Linked DNA regions of Homo sapiens: region 1 is linked to region 2. The links are chromatin loops, found by intact Hi-C in ENCODE. Cell type or tissue: MCF 10A. All regions are shown on one strand. Links, peaks and the distances in the headings refer to the core of each region. The heading gives the core; the rest is flanking DNA.

Region 1 (11,356 bases), core at 3,899-8,898, 490 kb after region 2:
GATTTGTGAAACGACCACCAAAATCATGACACAGAATAGTTCCATCATTCTATAAAACTCCATCAAGTTGTACTCATGCCTTCGCCACATCCCAATTCATGGCAACCACAGATTTGTCATCTGTCACAATAGTATTGACTTGTCCAGAATGTAATAAAAATGGAATCATAAAGTATGTTATCTTTTAAGGCTGGTTTCTTTGATTCATCATAATGCCTTTGAGATTCATCTGTGTTGTCACATGTATCAATAGTCGATTCCAGTCTATTACTGAGTAATATTCCACTTGTATCTATCATAGTTTGTTTATCCATTCAACCACTGAAGGACTTTGGGGTTGTTTCTGGATTTGGGTGATTATGAATAGAACTACTATAAATATTCATGGACAGAGGCTAGGCGTGGTGGCTCATGCCTGTAATCCCAGCACTTTGGGAGGCCAAGGCAGGCGGATCACCTAAGGTCAGGAGTTCGACCAGCCTGGCCAACATGGTGAAACCCTGTCTCTACTAAACTAAAAATTAGCCGGGCATGGTGGCACGTGCCTGTAATCCCAGCTACTTGGGAGGCTTAGATAGGAGAATCGCTTGAACCTGGGAGGCGGAGGTTGCAGTGAGCCGAGATTGCGCCATTGCACTCCAGCTTGGGCGACAGAGTGCGACTCTGTCTCAAAAAAAAAAAAAAAAATTCATGGACAGGTTTTTATATGAACATAGATTTTATTTCTCTAGAGTAAATATCTAGAGGTGGGATTGGTGGGTCATATGGTAAGTACATGGTTAACTTTCAAGGAAACTGCTGAACTGTTTTCCAGAGTGTCTGCACCATTTTGCACCACCAGCAATGCATGAGTGCTCCAAATGCTCCCCATCCTTAACAGCACTTGGTATTGTCTTTTGCTGCTGCCATTTATCCATTCTAATGTATGTGTTGTCATAGCTCATCATGGTTTTAATTTGCATTTCCCTAAAGGCTAATGATGTTGGACAACTTTTCAGGTGCTTTTTGCCACCCATAAGTACTCTTTTATGAAGTGTCTGCTCAAGTCTCCCTCCCCATTAAAATTTTTTTTCTTACTATTGAGTTTTGGGAATTCTATGTTGGACATAAGTCTTTTGTCTAATTTGTGATTTGAAAATATCTGAGTCTGTAGCTTATATTTTCTTCTCTTACTAGTGTGTTTTGCAGAGCAACACTTGTTAATTTTTATGAACATCAATTTATTTTTTAGTGCTTTTAGTGTCATATCTAATAATACCTAATACCAGACCATGAAGACTCTCTCTTATGTTTTCTTCTAAGAGTTTTACAGTTTTACATTTCACATGAATATATGATTTAGTTTGCATGAATTTTAGTATAAGGCATGAACTATATCTTACACTAAAGGGTTTTTTGTTTTTGTTTTGCATGGAGATGCCCAATTGTTCTATTTGATAAAAAGTTCATCCTTTGTCCATTGAACTGCCTTTACATCTTTATAAAAAATCAATTGGTCATATTTCTCAATTCTCTAATCTGTTATATTATCAAGCATGTTATCTCACATGCTTGATTACTGTAGCCTTATGATAATTGTCAAAAACCTGGGCTGGGCATGGTGGCTTATGCCTGTAATCCCAGCACTTTGGGAGGCCAAGGTGGGAGAATCACTTGAGGCCAGGAGTTCAAGATCAGCCTGGTCTACATAGAGAGACCCCCATCTCTACAAAAATATAGAAAAAATTATCTGGATGTGGTCGTGCACACCTGTAGTCCCAGCTACTAAGGAGGTTAAGGCAGGAGGACTGCTTGAACCCAGAAGATTGAGACTGCAGTGAGCTACGATTGTGCCACTGTACTTCAGCCTAGGTGACAGAGCAAGACCCTGTTTGTTTAAAAAAAAAAATCTGGTAGTTTGAATCCATTTAGCATTCCATATATCTTTTAGAATCAGCTTGCCTATATTTACAAAAACACCCTATTCTATTGGAAATTCTATTGGAATTACATTAAATCTATTGTTCAATTTAGTGATGTCCATGAACACTCTACATCTCCCCATTTATTTTGATATTCTTTGATTTTCTTCATCATCATTTTGTAGATTTCAGTATACAAATTCTACCCATGCTTTGTTCAATTTATTCTTAAATACTTAGTGTTTTATGAGCTATTTTAAATGTTTTTCTTTTGAGACAGTGTCTTGCTTTGTCACCCAGGCTGGAGTGCAGTGGTGCAATCTAAGCTCACTGCAGCCTCCACCTCCTGGATGCAAGGATTCTCATTCCTCAACCTCCTGAGTAGCTGGGATTACAGGCAAGTGACACCACGCCCAGCTAATCTGTGTGTGTATGTATATTTAATAGAGATGAGGTTTCGCTATGCCAGCCAGGCTGGTCTCAAACTCCTGGCCTCAAGTGATCCACCAGCCTCAGCCTCCCAAAGTGCTGGGATTATAGGCGTGAGCTACTGCACCTGGCCTTTAAATAGTATTTAAACATTTTTTGATTTCCAGTGTTTATTGTCAGTATATATAAATGTAATTGATTTTTGTATATTGGCTTTTGCTATGGACTAAGTGTTTGTGTTACCCTGAACTTTGTATGTTAAAGCCCTAATTCACAATGTGGTGGTATTTGGAGGTGAGGCCTTAGGAGGTGATATAGTTTGGATCTGTGTCCCTGCTCAAATCTCATGTTGAATTGTGATTCCTCAATGTTGGAGGTGAGGCCTGGTAGGAGGTGATTGGATAATGGAGGCAAGTTCTCATGAATGATTTAGCACCATCCTCCTTTGGTGCTGTTCACGTGATAGAATTCTCACGAGATCTGGTAATTTAAAGCGTGTAGCACCTCCCCTCTTCTCTCTCTTCCTCCTGCTCCAGCCATGTAAGATGTGCCAGCTTCCCCTTTGCCTTCCACCATGATTTGAACTTTCCCAAGGCCTCCCCAGAAGTTGAACAGATGCTAGCATCATTCTTCCTGTACAGCTTAGAGAACCAAAAGCCAATTAATCTCTTTTCTTTATAAATTACCCAGTCTCAGGTATTTATTTATAGCAATGTGAGAATGGACTAATACTGAAAATTGGTACTGAGGAGTGGGGCATTGCTATAAAGATACCTGAAAATGTGGAAGCAGCTTTGGAACTGGGTAATGGGAAGAGGTTGGAAGAGATTAGAGGGCTCAGAAGAAGACAGGAAGATGAGGGAAAGTTTGGAAATTTCTAGAGGCTTGTTGAAGTCTTCCTAGAGACTTGTTGACCAAAAGGCCGACAGTGATATGAATAGTGAAGTCCAGGCTGAGGAGGTCTCAGATGAAGATGAGAAACTTATTGGGAAATGGAGTAAAGATCACTTTTGCTATGCTTTAGCAAAGAGCCTGGCTGCATAGTGCCCTGCTCTAGGGATCTGTGAAATTTTGAACTTGAGAATGATGATTTGGGGTATCTGGTGGAAGAGATGTCTAAGCAGCAAAGCATTCATGATGTGGCCTGGCTGCTTCTAACAACCTATGCTCATATGCACGAGCAAATAAATTAGCTGAAAGTGGAACTTACATTTAAAAGGGAAGCAGAGGGTAGAAGTTTGGAAAATTTGTAGCCTGGCAATGTTGTAGAAAAGAAAAGCCCATTTTCATGGGAGGAATTCAAGCAGGCTGCAGAAATTTGCATAAGTATAAAGGAGCCAAGTGCTAATAGCCAAGACAATGGGGAAAAGGCCTGGAAGGCATTTCAGAGACCTTTGTGGTAGCCCCTCCCATCATGGGCCTGGAGGCCTAGGAGGATAGAATGGTTTCCTGGGCCAGGACCAGGGCCCTGCTGCCCTACACAGCGTTGGGACACTGTTCCCTGCATCCCAGCCACTCCAACTCCAGCCACGTCATATAGGGGCCCAGATACAGCTTGGGCCACTGCTCCAGAGAGTGCAAGCCATAAGACTTGGCAGCTTCCACATGGTGTTAAGCCTGTGGGAATGCAGAGTGCAAGAGTTGAGATTTTGGAGCCTCCACCTAGACTTCAGAGGATGTATGGAAAAGCCTGGAGGTCCAGGCAGAGGCTTGTTGCAGGGGTGGATCCCTCATGGAGAACCTGTACTAGGGCAGTGCAAAGGGGAAATGTGGGATTGGAGCCCCCATACAGACTCCCACTGGGGCACTGCTTAGTGGGGGAATGGCAGATCCACCAGCAGCTTGCACCCTGCACTTGGAAAAGCCACAGGCACTCAGTGTCAATCCTTGAGAACAGCTATAGGGGCTGAATCCTGCAAAGCCACAGGGTGGAGCTGTCCAAGGCCTTAGGAGTCTACCCATTGCATCAGCATGCCCTGGGTGTGGGACATGGATTCAACAGAGATTATTTTGGCACTTTAAGATTTAATGATTGCTCTGCTGGATTTGGGGCTTGCACAGCACCTGTAGCCCCTTTCTTTTGGTGGGCTTCTCCCTTTTGGAATAGGAGTATTTACCCTATGCCTATACCTTCATTGTATCTTGGTTGTAACTAGTTATTTTACAGGCTTATAGGTGAAACGGTCTAACCTTGTCTCAAATGAGACTTTGGACTTTTGAGTTAATGCTGGAATGAGTTAAGACTTTGGGGACTGTTGGGAAGACATGGTTGTATTTTGCAGTGTGAGATGGACATGAGATTTGGGAGGGGCCAGGAGCAGAATGATAGAGTTTTGTTCTGTGTCCCTGCCCAAATCTTATGTCAAATTGTGTTCCCCAATATTGGAGGTGGGGCCTGGTGGGAGGTGATTGATTGGATCATGGGGGTGAGTTCTCACGAATGATTTAACACCATCCCCCTTGGTGCTTTTCTTGTGATAGAGTTCTCAAGGGATCTGGTTATTTAAAAGTGTGTAGCACCTCCCCACCTCTCTCTTGCACCTGCTCCAGCCATGTAAGAGGTACCTGCTTCCCCTTCATCTTACACCATGATTGTAAGTTTCCTGAGGCCTCCCCAGAAGCCAAACAGATGCTACCATCATGCTTCCTGTACAGAAATAAATTTCTGTTGTTTAAACCACTCAGCTTATGGTATTTTTGTTATAGGACCCCAAACTCACTAAGACAACGTTATATTTTACAATCTTGCTATACTCCCTTATTATTATTAGGAAGTTTTTTATAGATTCAGTGGGATTTTTTAGGTAGATGTTCAAGTTACCTGCAAATTGGGAGCACTTATTTTTAAAATAAATAGCCTGCATAACTTTCTTTTTTAATTTTTAAAATTAGAGACAGGGTCTCGTTTTGTCACCCAGGCTGCAGTACTATGGCGTGATCATGGCTTACTGCAGCCTCAACCTCCTGGGCTCAAGTGATCCTCCCACCTCAGCTTCCTGAGTAACTGGCACTACAGGTGTTGCTACCACATCTGGCTTTTTAAAAATTTTTGTAGAAATGAGGTCTTGCTATGTTGCCAGGCTGGTCTCAAATTCCTGGCCTTAAGTGATCCTCCTGTCTTGACATCCCAAAGTGCTGGGATTATAGGTGTGAACCACCATGCCAAGCTGTGCATAATTTTCATATCTTGCCTTATTGTACTGGTTAGGACTTCAATTACAATGTTGAATAGGAGTGCAGAGTAGACATCCCTTTTTTTGTTCTCAGTCTTAAGGAGAAAAACATTCGGCCTTTCATAATTAAGTGTTATATTAACTCTAGATTTTTAGTAGATAACCTTTACAAGTTTGAAGAAGCCTCCTTCTATTCTTTTCATAAATGGATGTGAATTTTGTCAAATACTTTTCCTGCATCAATTGATATGACCATGTGGTTTTTCCTGTTGAGACTATTAATATGGTAAATTAGCTTCACTGATTTTTGAGTACTGAGTCAACCTTACAGTTCTGGGATAAACCCTCTTGGTCATGATGTTTTATCCTTTCTATACATTGCTGAATTAAATTTGCTAGTATTTTGTTGAGGAGTTTTGTGCCTACGTCTGTGAAGGATATTGGATTGTAGTTTTCTTGTACTGTCCTTTTTTTGTTTGTCGGTCTTTTACTGTCTGTGTCATTTAGATTCAGTAATTTCTATTGATTTATCACTATTTCCTCTGTCATCTCCGTTTCCCTATTGAACCCATCAGGTGAATATTTTATTTTGATTGTTGTATTTTTCACTTCAAAAATTTCCATTCATTTCCTCTCTATATCTTCCATTTCTTTCCTGATATATATCCTTCCATTCATTCACCCTTACTTTCAAAGCATGGTTATAAAACTTGCCTTAAAGTTTTTTCTGTGAACCCTAATGTCTGTATCATCTAGGTGTTGGCATCACTTGATTTTTTTTTCTCTTGCAAGTGGAGATATTCCTGGTTCTTTCTGTGCCTAGTAATTTTGCATTGTATCCTGCACATTTTCAATATTATGCTGTCAGATCCTGGGCATTATTTAAGTCATAAGGAGAATGTTGATGTTTTTCTTTAACAGTCAACTGCCCTAGTTAGGGTCAGGTTGCAAGTTCTGATCTGCATTGTGTGGGCTGTAGTTCCAATGTCAGTTCAGGTTTCACACATTTCCAGTTCAATTTGGGTCTTTGTGTCTGCCACCCAGTGGCCAATCTGGGGCCTAAGCGGTAGTCTATCTTGTAGCTCAGTTCTCAATGCCTGTGATGTGCCAGTTAGGGTCAGCTTCACACATGCGCAGTTTAGAGGCAAGCAGACAGCGCTCATACAAAACTTTAGGGGATCTCACTTGATCTCCATCTTCTTTGCAATAACTTTATCACTTTTCTGGCTCCCTGGGGTCTGTCTTACCAGTTCTTCAGTTAGAAAGCTGGGGTTTTAGTTTCCTGGTTTAGTTCTGCTGTTTACTTCTCCCAGCTGCATTCCGCATCCTGGTCCAAGCAGCCAGAGGACACAGAGAAAATAAAAGCAATGGGGATTTGCTCCATGCTTCTGGGACCAAAGCAACTCTGTTCAGAACAAAGTGTTCATCTCCCTCTGAGCTTAAAGTGCCTTCCCACAGCCTGGGTGACAGAGTGAGGCCCTGTCTCTAAAATAAATAGATCATTAAATAAATTAATTTAATTAAATGCCTTCCAAAAGACTACTGCCATTGCAATGCTGCTGACGCCAATGCTACTGCCATACTATTCCCTGAAGACTGGGGTAGAAGAGAAGGGAAATAAAGCAAAGAATACTGTATGTGGGATTTTCCCATTCTCTCTGACCCTTAGAATCCCCCTTTCCCACTCCAAACTTTATTAGGGCAGGGATTTTTTTTTAAAGCAGCTTCAATTTGTTTCTTCCAATACTTTTCTTTTTCATTGTGGTAAAATATATGTAACATGAAAATTGATCATTTTAACCATTTTAAGTGTACAATTCCTTAGGCCAGAGACAGAACTCTTATCTTGGAACTTTCTATTCATTTTCGGTGTGCACTTCTGGGTTTCAGGCTGCCTTTGAGTATAAGCAAAGAGATGCCAAGTGGGGAATTTCGTGCGCATCTGTGTGAAGAAACCACCAAACAGACTTTGTGTGAGCAACAAGGCTGTTTCTTTCACCTGGGTGCAGGTGGGCTGAGTCCGAAAAGAGAGTCAGCGAAGGGAGATAGGGGTGGGGCCATTTTATAGGATTTGGGTAGGTAAAGGGAAATTACAGTCAAAGGGGACTTGTTCTCTGGCAGGCAGGTGTGGGGGTCACAAGGTGCTCAGTAGGGGAGCTTTTGAGCCAGGATGAGCCAGGAGAAGGAATTTCACAAGATAATGTCATCAGTTAAGGCAGGAACAGGCCATTTTCACTTCTTTTGTGGTGGAATGTCATCAGTTAAGGCAGGAACTGGCCATCTGGATGTGTACGTGCAGGTCACAGGGGATATGATGGCTTAGCTTGGGCTCAGAGGCCTGACATTCCTGTCTTCTTATATTAATACGAAAAATAAAACTAGATAGCAGTAAAATGTTGAGATGGTGAAAATTTTGGGGGGTGGTATGGAGAGATAATGGGCGATGTTTCTCAGGGCTGCTTCAAGCGGGATTAGGGGCAGCGTGGGAACCTAGAGTGGGAGAGATTAAGCCGAAGGAAGATTTTGTGGTAAGGGGTGATATTGTGAGGTTGTTAGAAGAAACATTTTCGTGTAGAATTATTGGTGATGGCCTGGATACGGTTTTGTATGAATTGAAAAACTAAACGGAATAATAGAAGGAGAAATACAGGTATTAAAGGACTAAGAATTGGGAGGACTTAGGACATCTAATTAGAGAGTGCCTAAAGAGGTTCAGCATAGCCTTGCCAGCAAAGATTATTTATTTACTTTAAGAGTTAAGAGTGGCAGTTTGGGGATAGCACCAGGAGATATCAGCTGTGATGCCTTGGAGAAACAGTGTAAACCGGCAGTGTAAACAAGAGCAGGGCATGTATGAGTAGTTGAGAACGGAGAATAAGAGTATGACTAGACAGAAAATAGTAGGGATGACAAGTTTTTTGGGGCACAGGCCAAGTTGGTCTGGTGTCTGGGATGAGACTGGGGCCTAATAAAAAGGAGCATCTATACAGGAGCTCAAATGGGCTGTACCCTGCAGCATTGTGAGGACAGGCCTGAATTCTGAGAAGGAAAAGTGGTAAAAGTATTGTCCAGTCCTTTTTAAGTTGGTGGCTGAGCTTGATGAAGTGTGTGTTTAAAAGATCTTTAGTCCATTCTACTTTTCCTGAAAACTGAGGACCATAAGGGATATAAAGGTTTCACTGAATACTAAGAGCCTGAAAAAATGCTTCGCTGATTTGACTAATAAAGGTTGGTCTGTTATCAGACTGTATAGAGGTGGGAAGGCTAAACTGAGGAATTATGTCTGACAGAAGGGAAGAAATGACTGCGGTGGCATTCTCAGACCCTGTAGGAAAGGCCTCTACCTATCCAGTGAAAGTATCTACCTAGACTAAGAGGTATTTTAGTCATCTGACTCGGGGCATGTTGAGTAAAGCCAATTTGCCAGTCCTGGGTGGGGACAAATCCTCGAGCTTGATGTGTAGGGAAGGGAGGGGGCCTGAATAATCCCTGAGAAGTAGTAGAATAGCAGATGGAACACTGAGAAGTTACTTCCTTGAGGATAGATTTCCACGATGGAAAGGAAATGAGAGGTTCTAAGAGGCGGGCTAGTGGCTTTTACTATAGCATAGCCTGCCTTTGTTGGTGTGTAGCGATTAGGCCTGGTGGAACTGCCATCAATAAACCAAGTGTGATCAGGGTGAGGAACAGGAAAGAAGGAAATATGGGGAAATGGGGTGAATGTCAGTTGGATCAGAGAGATACAGTTATGGGGGTCAGGTGTAGCATCAGGAATAATGTGGGAGGCCGGACTGAAGTCCGGGCCAGGAAAAATGGTAACTGTGGGAGACTCAACAAAGAGTGAGTACAGCTGAAGGAGCTGGGGAGCAGAAAGTATATGTGTCAGGTGTGAAGAAGAAAATAGATTTTGGAAGTTATGAGAACTGTAGAGAGTGAATTGAGCATAGTTTGTGATTTTAAGGGCCTCTAAAAGTATTAGGGCGGCGGCAGCCACCGCATGCAGAACTTGAGGGCTAGGCAAAACAGTAAGGTCAAGTTGTTTGGATAAAAAGGCTACAGGGCACGGTCTTGGTTCTTGTGTAAGAATTCTGACTGCACAGTCCTGCACTTTGGCTGTGGGTAATGAAAATGGTTGGGATGAGTCAGGGAGAGCTAGGTGGGGGCAGTCTCTAAAGCTGTCTTCAAGGAACGGAAAGAGGAGTGGGGAAAGGATTTAGGATCTATGGGGTCAGCTAGGTTTCCTTTTGTGAATTTATATAGTGGTTTTGTTAGGATGGCAAAACCAGGTATCTAAAGTTGAAAGTATCTAACCATGCCTAGGAAGGAAAGGAATTGTTGTTTTGTAGAAGGTGTTGGGGTTTGAGAGATCAGCTGGACACGATCAGCAGGGAGAGCACGTGTGTTTTTATGAGAATTATGCCGAGATAGGTAACAGATGAGGAAGAAATTTGGGCTTGACTGAAATAATGGGGGCTGTCTGTGAATTCTTGCAGGTAATTTGCTGAGCCTAATGGGTGTCAAGGTCAGTGCAAGTGAAAGTGAAGAGAGGCTGGGATGAAGGGTGCAAAGGAATAGTAAAGAAAGCATGTTTGAGATCCAGAACAGAATAATGGGTTGTGGAGGGAGGTATTGAGGATAGGAGAGTATATGGGTTTGGCACCATGGGGTGGATAGGCAAAACAATTTGGTTGATAAGGCGCAGATCCTGAACTAACCAGTAAGGCTTGTTTGGTTCTAGGACAGGTAAAATGGGGGAATTGTAAGGAGAGTTTCTAGGCTTTAAAAGGCCATGCTGTAACAGGTGAGTGATAACAGGCTTTAATCCTTTTAAAGTGTGCTGTGGGATGGGATATTGGCATTCATCGGGGTAAGGTTGATTAGGTTTTAATGGGATGGTAAGGGGTGCATGATCGGTCACCAAGGAGGGAGTAGAGGTATCATACTTGTGGGTTAAGGTGGGGAGATACAAGGGGAGGATGTGAAGGAGGTTTTGAACTGGGGGAAAAGGTGGCAATGAGGTGTGGCTGTAGTCCAGGCACAGTCAGGGAAGCAGATAATTTAGTTAAAGTGTCTCGGCCTAATAAGGGAACTGGGCAGGTGGGGATAACTAAAAAGGAGTGCTTAAAAGAGTATTGTCTAAGTTGGCACCAGAATTAGGGAGTTTTAAGAGGTTTAGAAGCCTGGCCGTCAATACCTACAACAGTTATGGAGGCAAGGGAAACAGGCCTTTGAAAAGAAGGTAATGTGGAGTGGGTTGCCTCCGTATTAAGAAGGGGATGGACTTACCCTCCACTGTGATAGTTACCCAGAGTGTCTGTGATGGTCCTGTAGGCTTCCAAGGCGATTGGGTAGTGTCAGTCTTCATCTGCTAAGCCGAGAAGATCTGGGAAGGAGTCAGTCAGAGAGCCTTAGGCCAGAGTTCCAGGGGCTCTGGAAGTGGCAGCCAGGTGAGTTGAACGTCGGATTTTCATTGGGGTCCCGCACAGATGGGATATGGCTTAGAAGGAATCCTGGGCTGTGGGCATTCCTTGGCCCAGTGGCCAGATTTCTGGCACTCGTAGCAAGCTCCTGGGGGAGGAGGTTCTGGAGGAACCCCTGGCAGCTGCGGTTCAGGCATTTGGAGTTCTTGTGTGCTGGAGATGTGGCTGGGGTTTGTCTCACAGTGGAGGCAAGGAATTGCAACTCAGAAATATGTTGCTACTTAGCTGCCTCTACTCTATTATTGTACACCTTGAAAGCGAGGTTAATTAAGTCCTGTTGTGGGGTTTGAGGGCTGGAATTTAATTTTTGGAGCTTTATTTAATGTCGGGAGCAGATTGGGTAATAAAATAAAATGTGTATTGAGAATAAGAC
Region 2 (10,065 bases), core at 4,538-9,537:
TGGAACAACTTGTACTAGGTCGGTGCAAATGTAATTGTGGTTTTTGCCATTATTTTTAATTACTTTTAATGGCAAAAAAACGCAATTACGTTTGCACCAACCTAACACATTCTAGTAATATATTTCTTGAAACAGCACCAAAACATTTCCATGCTTAACCCCATTCTTAAACACTGATGTGACATTTGAGGTCAAACTGGAGGAGTAAAGGAGGAGGTTGTGATAATTATTTCATGCCTGTAAAATTTGACCTGAGAATTTGGGGATAAATGATCAAAGTATTCTTTAAAGTTCTCAAGAAAGAATAAAAAGGAGGGTGCAAACTCTGGTTGGCACTTTTTCATATTTTTTTCTAGTAAGGAAAGCTTTTGGCTTAGTTGTCTTGAGACCTGGCTGCCATCATTAGGAAACCACAAATTAGGATAGAAATAGCTTCATAAATGTGACACCATGACTCCATCGCCTTTGAAACTACTGCTCTACTCTGACCCCCAGGGAGATGTGCTCACATCAGAGCTGGAATAAAAAAATTTAAAAATAAAATTAAAAAAAAGTTTGTCACATGTGATCCCTGTCAATGTAGCAAATAATAGGAGGAAAGAATTAAGAAGGGAAAGAGCAGATGCATAGTGACGAATTATAAAAAAAAATAGCCATACAAATTGGAATTTGTTCAGGATACTCACAAGTCTGTAAAATTACCTATTCTATTTTATGTATCATTTATTATATCTACTACGTGCAAGTAATTGTGCCAAGTCAGAAAAAAGCATTGAGAGTGGGAGCCAAGTCTTCAAATGAGCAAAGGCACTTTAAAAAGGTAGGAGAAACAACCCAAAAAAAGGAAAAGGGTAGTTGGGGGATGCAAGTAAAAGTGGGGACAGGCAGGCATTGGAGAAAGTGTATGAGCTGAGCTAGCAGGCAGAGGGCTCGAAGCAAACAATGTAAAAGAACCATTGGACTTTGTGGTTCGTGGAATGCTTGTGTGAGTATTGATGACACTGATGACAATGGGGAGTAGGAGAATGGAGGGGCCGTCCTCAAATGTACTGATACTTTACATCAATTCAGGCACTGGAAAGATCATGGCAAGAAAAAGAAGCAAAATAAGCCAGTTTTAAATTATTGACAATTAGACTTAATCCAAAGTTTCAGCTTTTTTGGAACAAAATATTACGGTTGATAACCTCAGCAAATGTCAGAATTGGAATGTAAAGCAGTTTTGTTTTATTTTGGGTTTTATTTTTTTCAGTCCACAAAGTCAACCAATAATATATGGTGGAAAGGTTTATTTAAAATGACTCAGAATTAACAGATGTCAGTAAGTCAGTGAGTGTCCCATAATAAAGGCAACAGAAAGAGCTAAAGAAGAAAGGAGGAAAGGAGTGATAAAAACAATCATTTTATCTGCTGTTGGAAGGCTGTGCCAGCTTGAGGCCTTAATGAACTATGCCAGAGTTGAGGCCATTTTCTGAAGAAGGACCTAACTTTCTATGTAGTCCGTTCATTCGGACTTTCTACCAGACATCATTCCATAATCCCTTCTCCATCCCTTAGTCCCTTTTCTCTAAGACATATTATGATTGCTAACAAGCATGGAGCCATCCATTGGGGAAGGGACCACAGCTGGGATTAATAACATATGCTCACAGGTTCCAGGTGGCAGCAGTAAGAAACCTGGGTTTTTGTTTTGAGGGGTTGAAGTGAGAATAAGGACAACTTTAAAATACATTTAAAGTACATGTGTACAAATATAGTTTCATTTCATCCTCAGAACAACTATTTAAGGTAGGCAGGGTGACTATTATCATCCCCATTCTACAGATGAAAATTTAAATGTGAGGTGTTATTTCTACTCTTTTTCCCCAACATGACCCACTTCACCATCATTGTGGTCTAGGTTGTGTAGGGCAAACTTCATGGGGAAGGTGAGTTTTTAGGACATTTCAGGACAGTGAAATTTTGCAGTGAAAGTTGGGAGATAGAATTAAAGGTAAAAATACACATAGACTTTGAGAAAAGCAACAAGACACTTGCCAGGCTAGCACTGAGGAATCAAAGAATAAAATGAAAACATCAGTATATGAGGCTTGTATACCAGACCAAAGAATTTTAATTCTATCCTGTTATGATGGACAGCAGTGGTCAGGCAAGTGACAGAATGTCCGCATGTTTATGGCAAAATAATCAGCTCACTAAATATGCAGGTTGCATTTACAAGGGATTGACTAGAAGCTGGTGGGAAGTGATGAGGAACTATGTTAGATAGATGGTTCCAGAAATAAAAATAAAGGAACCCAAAAAGGAGATGATTAGACAAAAGGCAAAATAGTGCTGAAATGTTAATTTACAAGATTCTATTACTCATTTCTGAACTTTCCATTAGGGATTCCAGATTTTCCAACAACAACCTTCACACAACTCAGATTTTACTAGCAATCCTCTTTTCTTTCACTCTCTTGTTCTTTCCTTCCTCCTATCCATCTGTCCCGATATAAAGAGAAGGGATAAAACATCAAGGTCAAAGGGGGCTTTGTGGAATATCAAAAGGAGGTCAACCCTGACCAGAGTTTCCACAAGCTGCAGCATCACGCCTCCATCCCTTCTTAGAAAGAAAAGACTAACAGAAATTCACAAGCCCACGAATATTTTATCTTGGTTGCACTGTTAATTAACCTACTCTTCCACTTCTTCAGAGCACTTTGTTTTCCCTTCCAATACTCTGCTTCCACTCGGGCATGGGGGTAACACATTTGAGGGGAAAGCAGGACTTCTTTTGAGGAAATACCCCAGAGATATCTGCCTCCATGTGGTTCTGTCTATTTCTGATTCCAGAATCAGCATGAAGCACCATGAAGGCCCCAACAACCCTGGCCATGCCTTAATATCACTCTTGCTGCTTGTTTCCTGGATGTTTTTGGATCGCACTCTCTAAATGCATGTCTTTAAGGACTAGAGAGGAAAAAAGAAATAGGAGTGAGAAGAGATGGCGGAAAGAGAGATTCATTCTGTCCCTGAGTTCTTTTGTGGGTTCTAGAGCTCCCCAACCCATCTCTGATGAGCAGCAAGTACATCCTAAGCTCATCTCTCTGAGCCAGCAGCCTGGTTCTCTAGACATCCCAGGGCCAAAAGCTCCTTTAGGTAATACTACTGCACCATGGAAACCCACCCAGGGAACTCATGTCTCTAAGATGACAACTCAATAATCAGATCTGTGAGTTTAAGGGGAAGATAGAGTTCCTCATTTCATTTAATGACTCTGTCTACCCCAGGTAACACACAGACATTTCAGCAATGATCTTTAGAAGGTAATGGTTCCTTATAGCACCTTTGGTGGAGCCAGTCAGGGTTAGTATTAGGAGTACCAGGAATCTTCAAATTATATTGTATGGGTCACAGCCTGTCTTGGCTAGACCTAGCAAAGCAAGTACCAGAAGACTGAGGCAGGCTGATATATGTGGGGTTTGGGGCTAGCCAGCCTGGATTCACATCACGTCTACCACCTACTTGTTATCGAACTTGGGGAAATCTTTCAACTGGTCTGTGCCTGGATTCTCTCATTTAATAAACAGAGATAATAATGGTACCTATATATAATAGAACTGTTATAGAATGAAATAAAATAACATTAAAGAAGTCAGCAGAGTTCCCAGGTACAGACTGACTACTCGATGCACGTTACATATCTCTTCTTTATTTTTTCTTACCAGAGCTGTTGCTCTCTTTTCCTTCCTTGGACCAAATGGCTCTGTTGTGTTTCTGTCTTTAGAATGAACAAAGAGAATAGCAGGAGTCATAGAATATCAGGGTGTTAGCCCTGGAGGAAATCTTGGAAATCCCACTGCACTGATTTTCAGGCTGAGCTTTATGGCATCCTGAGGGCTCTGCAGGGGCACCTGGGAGGGCACAGCAGGGCCCAGCAACACAGGGACTTGTCCTCATTTCTTTAACCCCAGCAGCACCCGACCCCTTAAACTATCTGACATGTTGGGTATCCATGGCATATTTCTTTTAAAGAAAGGATTCCCCGATGGAATCACAAAGAGGAGAAAACAAAAAAAAGACTGAAAACCACTGAATTACAGTTCCATCTTCTCACCACACCCACGAAATGTATAATGGCTTACTAATCATTAGCCTCCTGATTCTGGGGGCTTTGCGAAGCAGGCAGTTTTAAATCAGCCCTCCAAAATGGAAAGCTACTTCCTTGTACACCAAGTTCACCTTCCATTCGCAGTGCTTTGCTCCGTCTTACTGGCTTCTATGCATTTTGTTGAGTAGGAAACTGACACCCCCAGCTCCCAAGAATACATGACTTATAACCCTGCTTAATGGCTTCTGACTCACTTAGGGATAATTTGCCTTGCCAGGTCACATATCCTTTATGGCTAGCCTAATGCTCACCAAATGCAGGGAAGCCCAGGCTCTGACATCAATAGTTGACTGACACATCTCACCCCCGACAGAGGTCACACCAATAGCACTGTATGTCACAGACTCAATTACTGTGAATCTTTTTAAAAGCACTTTCCTTCTAAGGTGGACTTCCCTGAGATCCATTGTTAAGGCTGAGAGATTTAAGAAAAAAAAAAGAGAAAGAATTTTGTCTAACTGGGGTTTTCTCAGATAAATTCAATGAGAAGTCCCTTCTTGGTGAGAGAATGAGGTTACTTAGTTTTGTGAAATGAGCCCCATTTATCCTTATTTTCCCTTCAGGCTCCTCTTACTTGGTAGCTGCAGGTACTTTACGGTGTCAGAGTGTGATCGTAAATAACAGGAAGATGCATTTTTGTCTCTTAAGCAGCATGCTCTTCAAAGTTGGACACATTACCTTACTTGCTAGTAGTAATGCATTACATTACTTGCTAGAGAGATGACTGGACCCTGGTGATTTAACTCAACGACATGCTGCAGAAGCTTCTAGGTTTGGATGTACTGGAAATGAAGTCAATCTTCCCGTCACCCACAGCACCCATCTAGCTATAGTCAAAGCCTCTTAAATACACTGGAATCTGTTGGTTAGGGAAGGTCGGTTCTGCTCCTAAACATAGGATGATCCCTTCTCTCTTTGTTCTGGTGGCCTTGATCTGCTCCGATGTTAGTTTCCTGAAAGCTAACTAACCTTGGTTTCTCACCTTCCTCCTCTCTCCCAAGAGAAATCTTACAGGAGATCCAGAGACTTCGGCTAGAGCATGAACAAGCTTCTCAGCCCACGCCAGAGAAGGCACAGCAAAACCCCACCCTGCTGGCAGAACTCCGGCTCCTCAGGTAGGAGAGAGCACCCATGTCATCTCAGGGAATATATATGTGTCAGATCTTTGAGAAAGTCTAGCAGTGTCTAGCCAGAAAACAGTCCTCAGCTACCTTAGCTGCTGACATTTGTTTTTTTCATAGCACACACGTAATTGCTGATATTTGGGGGATTTAGAGAGAAGCTGTTTATATTTTGTTCTTTCATTTGGTACAGGGAAAAGCAGTGTGTTTCTGTTTTTGTTTTTGAGACAGAGTTTCACTCTTGTTGCCCAGGCTGGAGTGCAATGGCACGATCTCGGTTCACTGCAACCTCTGCCTTCCAGGTACAAGCAATTCTCCTGTCTCAGCCTCCCAAGAGCTAAGATTACAGGCATGCGCCACCACACCTGGCTAATTTTTTTGTATTTAGTAGAGACAGGGTTTCACCATATTAGTCAGACTGGTCGCAAACTCCTGACCTCAGGTGATCCACCCGCCTTGGCCTCCCAAAGTGCTGAGATTACAGGCGTGCGCCACCACACCCGGCCAGCAGTGTTCTTTACATCAAAAACAACATATCTCACTAGGAACAATTTAAACATAGCTCTTTTTAGAAATAATCAGTTAAATAAACATCACAGGTTTTTAAATTTAAAAATTTACCCCTAACTCATAAAAGGAGTCTGATTTTCTCTAAGTCTTGGTCTCTAATATCTTTCTTTATATTCAGATCTTTAAAAATAGGCATCACACCTTCCTGTACTATAAAGGAACATAAAAGCCTAGTCTTCTTTAGTCTGTCATCATAAAATACTTGAGTTAGAAGGGACTATAGAAGTCATCTTGTTACCAGTGAAGGGTCTTGACCACGAAGTTGTCCAGGGTCTTGGCATTTTGAATAAAGAATTGGACAAAACGCACAAACAAAGCAACAAAAGAATGAAGCAACGAAAGCAGATTTATTGAAACGAAAGTACACTCTACAGAGTAGGAGCCAGCTCCCGTAAGCGGTTCAAGAGCCCTAGTTACAGAGTTTTCTGGGGTTTAAATACCCTATGGAGGTTTCCCATTAGTTATTTGGGTACACCCTGTGTAAATGAGGACTTGGCCCAGGACCACTCTGATTGCTTGCAGGAGGCGACCAATCAGAGGCTGAAGTGAAGTTACAAAGTGACATCCTATGCAAACATTTGATTGGTTGCAGGAGGGGACCAATCAGAAGTACTTTCCATTATTCATCTGCCTCACCATACAAAGGGAGTAGCCTCGGATCCTTTTGTTACTTGGGTGTGGAAAGGCGAGGTTTTCCTTTCCATTCAGTTCTAGGAAGTCAGTACAAATCGTCCTTAGTTTCGCTGCCTCCAGTCCCTATTCTCCTGACTCAATCAGATTCTGCCGCTGCATTTCAGTGCACTTCTCAGAGTCAGAAGCTAGGGAGTAGCAGGCCTTGGAAAAGAAATGTGGTTTCTCCTACTACTCCCACGCTGCAAAATGAGTCTTGCTGTGGGCTCCATTTCAGACTAGCTTCTTACCATGCCTTGAATAAGGCTGGTATTCCAGTGTATTTATGTGGCAAACAACACAAAAATAAATTCAAAGACATTCCCTCGTATAAATATCATACTGTTCTTTCACAAGGCACCTGTAGTTGGGAAGTATTACATTCTTTTCTTTTTGTTTTTGTTTGTTTGTTTGTTTGTTTGAGATGGAGTCTCACTCTGTCACCCAGGCTGGAGTGCAGTGGCACGATCTCGGCTCACTGCAACCTCTGCCCCTCCAGGTTAAAGCAATTCTCTGCCTCAGCCTCCGGAGTAGCTGGGATTACAGGCGCGTGCCACCACGCCCGGCTAATTTTTTGTTTTTTTTTTTTTTTTTTTTTTTTTTTTTGGAGAGACGGGGTTTCACCATCTTGGCCAGGCTAGTCTTGAACTCCTGACCTCGTGATCCACCTGCCTCGGCCTCCCAAAGTGCTGGAATTACAGGCGTGAGCCACCGCGCCCAGCCCATTCTTTTCATCTTTCAGTTTGGGTGCCAACTATGTTCCAGGTATATCTATAACTCTGAGTCATACTTTTTATAGTAAGTACAGATGCCTCTTTGCAGAAACCCTTGTCAGAATTAGTCCTGTTTTCTTCTTCCATACAAAAAGACGAAATGAAGCAAGTTCTTTATGACTATGTTTGGATTTTACCAAGTTCCTGTTGATTGCATGGATGTTTCCGGAGGCTCTATCTTTGCTCTGCTCTTCAGACACTTTAACACCTGAGCACGGCAGAGCTTTGTTTTTCGTTAATGCATACTTTCATTTTTGTCTTAAAACCACAATGAACTTTCTCAACGATCATGTTTCCCTTTCCCTTTTCACTTTCGCCACAAGAAAACTGAAAGCTGAGTCACAGCCAGAAGTGACAATGAATATGAATGATAGGCATTTCTATGTGCTAATCTGACGCTTTGCTGCATACTAACTCTACATACACTGTCCCGTAAAATTACTGTAACAAACCTAGGAGATAGGCAGTATTATTCTACTCGTTTAATGGATAAGGAAACTGAGATTCACAGAAGTCACACAGAAGTTGCAGATATCATACCTTTCACTTAGTGTATATATTTATGTACTTATATATGATTTATAAGGAGAAATTTTTTCTTAGAAAAAAATTTGTATAATTGTGTGTAATTTATGTATATATTTCCTAAGAAAAAAATTATCTTGTATAACCATGATACCATCTTCAATTCGGGAAAGTTAATGTTGATATATGGTATTTAATATAAACCCATATTAAAATTTTGACAATTGTTCTAACACTGTTCTAAAAGAAAGTAGCTTTTAACGGCCGGGCGCGGTGGCTCACACCTGTCATCTCAGCACTTTAGGAGTGCGAGGCGGGCGGATCACGAGGTCAGGAGATCGAGACCATCCTGGCTAACACAGTGAAACCCCGTCTCTACTAAAAATACAAAAATATTAGCCGAGCGTGGTGGCAGGCACCTGTACTCCCAGCTGCTGCAGAGGCTGAGACAGGAGAATGGCGTGAACCCGGGAGGCGGAGCTTGCAGTGAGCCGAGATCACGCCACTGCACTCCAGCCTGGGCGACTGAGCGAGACTCCGTCTCAAAAAAAAAAAAAAAAAAAAAAAAAAAAAGAAAGTAGGTTTTAACACACATATACATTAGAAATAATCTGACAGACTATCAGAATAAAGGCACTTCTTTAGAGATGAATACATGTAGTGCTAGGAAAGGAAAATCACTATTTAGTCTTGTTTTCTCATTCTCCTTGGAAGGTGGAGGTTACACCACAGATTTGTTATTATACCTACATTTGGAAAACGCTGGTGGAAACTTAGAGAAGATTGAATGAAGACACTCTTAAATTAATTTTTAATTGAATTCGATGTCATATTTTTAAGAGATTACTACTGTAAGATAAATGTACAATTAGATTTTTTTAGTGTTGACTAATTCTAAATTAATTTGCCATTACTCTTAATGGCAAAAACCGCAGTTACTTTTGCACCAACCTAATAATACCAGTTAACGTTCTCTGATAGTTTTTAAATGCTTCTCTTAGTGTTTCTCACCTACAGTTTTAGAAGGTTGCTTTAACCCTCTTCCCAAAGTGTTTCTGTGGCCAAAGGGCCAAAATTACAGAACAGTATCAAGAAGAGAACTGGAAAGAAATCAGAAACATTATCTATTCTTGTACCAAAGACTACTGTGGATGTACCTGGAACACCATACACAGACAAGGTCAAAAAAAAAAAAAAAAAAAGAGAAAGAGAAAGAACACCTCCTGAATTTGTCACTGAGGAATATTCTTGAATGGGGCAAGGCTTTTGAAATTAGAATGCTTCAACCCAGGAAGACAAAGACTAAAATAAGATACCATTAAAGCATATAAAATTATGATGTTTCTCATCCTCTGGATTCAGAAAAGAAGCAATTTTAAAGGAAATTGAAAGAAAGATTGCTTCAAGAGTAAGCAGTCCTTACTCTTGTAAGGATTGCTTGTAAGTGGCAATAATAGTTAAAAATATAAATTTAAAAATTTATATTTTATAGTTAAAAAGTTAAAAATATAAATTTATTCAAAAAGAATTGTGAAATATTTATAAATTTTAAATTCATAATTCATTATAGAAGAAGCCTATAAGAAAGTGAATTAGAAATGTCCTCCACTGCTTTAGGAGGCTGAGGCAGGAGGAGCTCTTGTAGCCAGGAGTTCAAGACAAGCCTGGGCAACATAGTGAGAAACCATCTCTTAAAAAAGAAAAAAAGATTAGTCAGGCATGGTGGCACATGCCTGTAGTATCAGCTACTCATGAGGCTGATGGCGGAGGACTGCTTGAACCCAGGAGACTGAGGTTACAATCAGCTATGATTATGCCACTGCACTCCAGCGTAGGCAACAGAGTGAGACCTTGTCTCTAAAAAAAAATAGAAAAAAATAGAAATGTATCATTTATATCACTAACCTGTCCTCCCACAAAATATCTTTCAATTGAGTGAGTCATTGACCTAGCTCACTGTGACATTTTTATATCATCAGTTTTTCGTTGCAGAGTTCTTGTCATAGTTTCATTTAATATGCTATCATTGAGACTAGCCATATCCATTTATACATTAATACATACATGTTTAAAGTTTCCATGCAGTTTTAGTATGTAAGTATGAATATTTCAAACTCAAACAGAAATCTTTGGGGCAATGGGAAAATTATATGTATTACTTATTCAGTAATAATCATTCAGTAATGGATTTGGAATTTATTTGGAAAGTATACATATACTTCAGAATTGTGAACCATTAACATTCCTCATCATA

The links. Hi-C counts contacts between places; a loop is a spot of excess contacts. Peaks named below come from ENCODE experiments on the same cell type or tissue, not always from the same donor. Only the 100,000 strongest peaks of a DNase experiment are listed, where the experiment ranks them.
Region 1: a loop joins it to region 2, with 11 times the contacts of the local background. A loop is called at or near these places in 8 of 110 quality-filtered maps.

The regions. Positions count from the first base shown.
Region 1 is chr18:35,348,705-35,360,060 of GRCh38, forward strand. LOC124904283 (a long non-coding RNA gene) reads left to right here. Exons shown (of 2, transcript XR_007066337.1): 2 at 1-175. Among named protein-coding and RNA genes, the nearest start is that of ZNF24, 10 kb to the left of the region's middle. RefSeq lists enhancers at 6,299-6,819, 7,472-8,004 and a silencer at 6,461-6,640. In MCF 10A, for the core only: a CTCF peak has its summit at 6,520 (motif pointing left); a DNase peak (open chromatin) is centred at 6,567.
Region 2 is chr18:34,853,131-34,863,195 of GRCh38, forward strand. DTNA (dystrobrevin alpha) reads left to right here. Exons shown (of 23, transcript NM_001386795.1): 16 at 5,155-5,268. Among named protein-coding and RNA genes, the nearest start is that of DTNA-AS1, 90 kb to the left of the region's middle. RefSeq lists a silencer at 6,515-6,809 and enhancers at 7,412-7,511, 7,522-7,651. In MCF 10A, for the core only: no CTCF peak of the experiment used is centred there; a DNase peak (open chromatin) is centred at 7,601.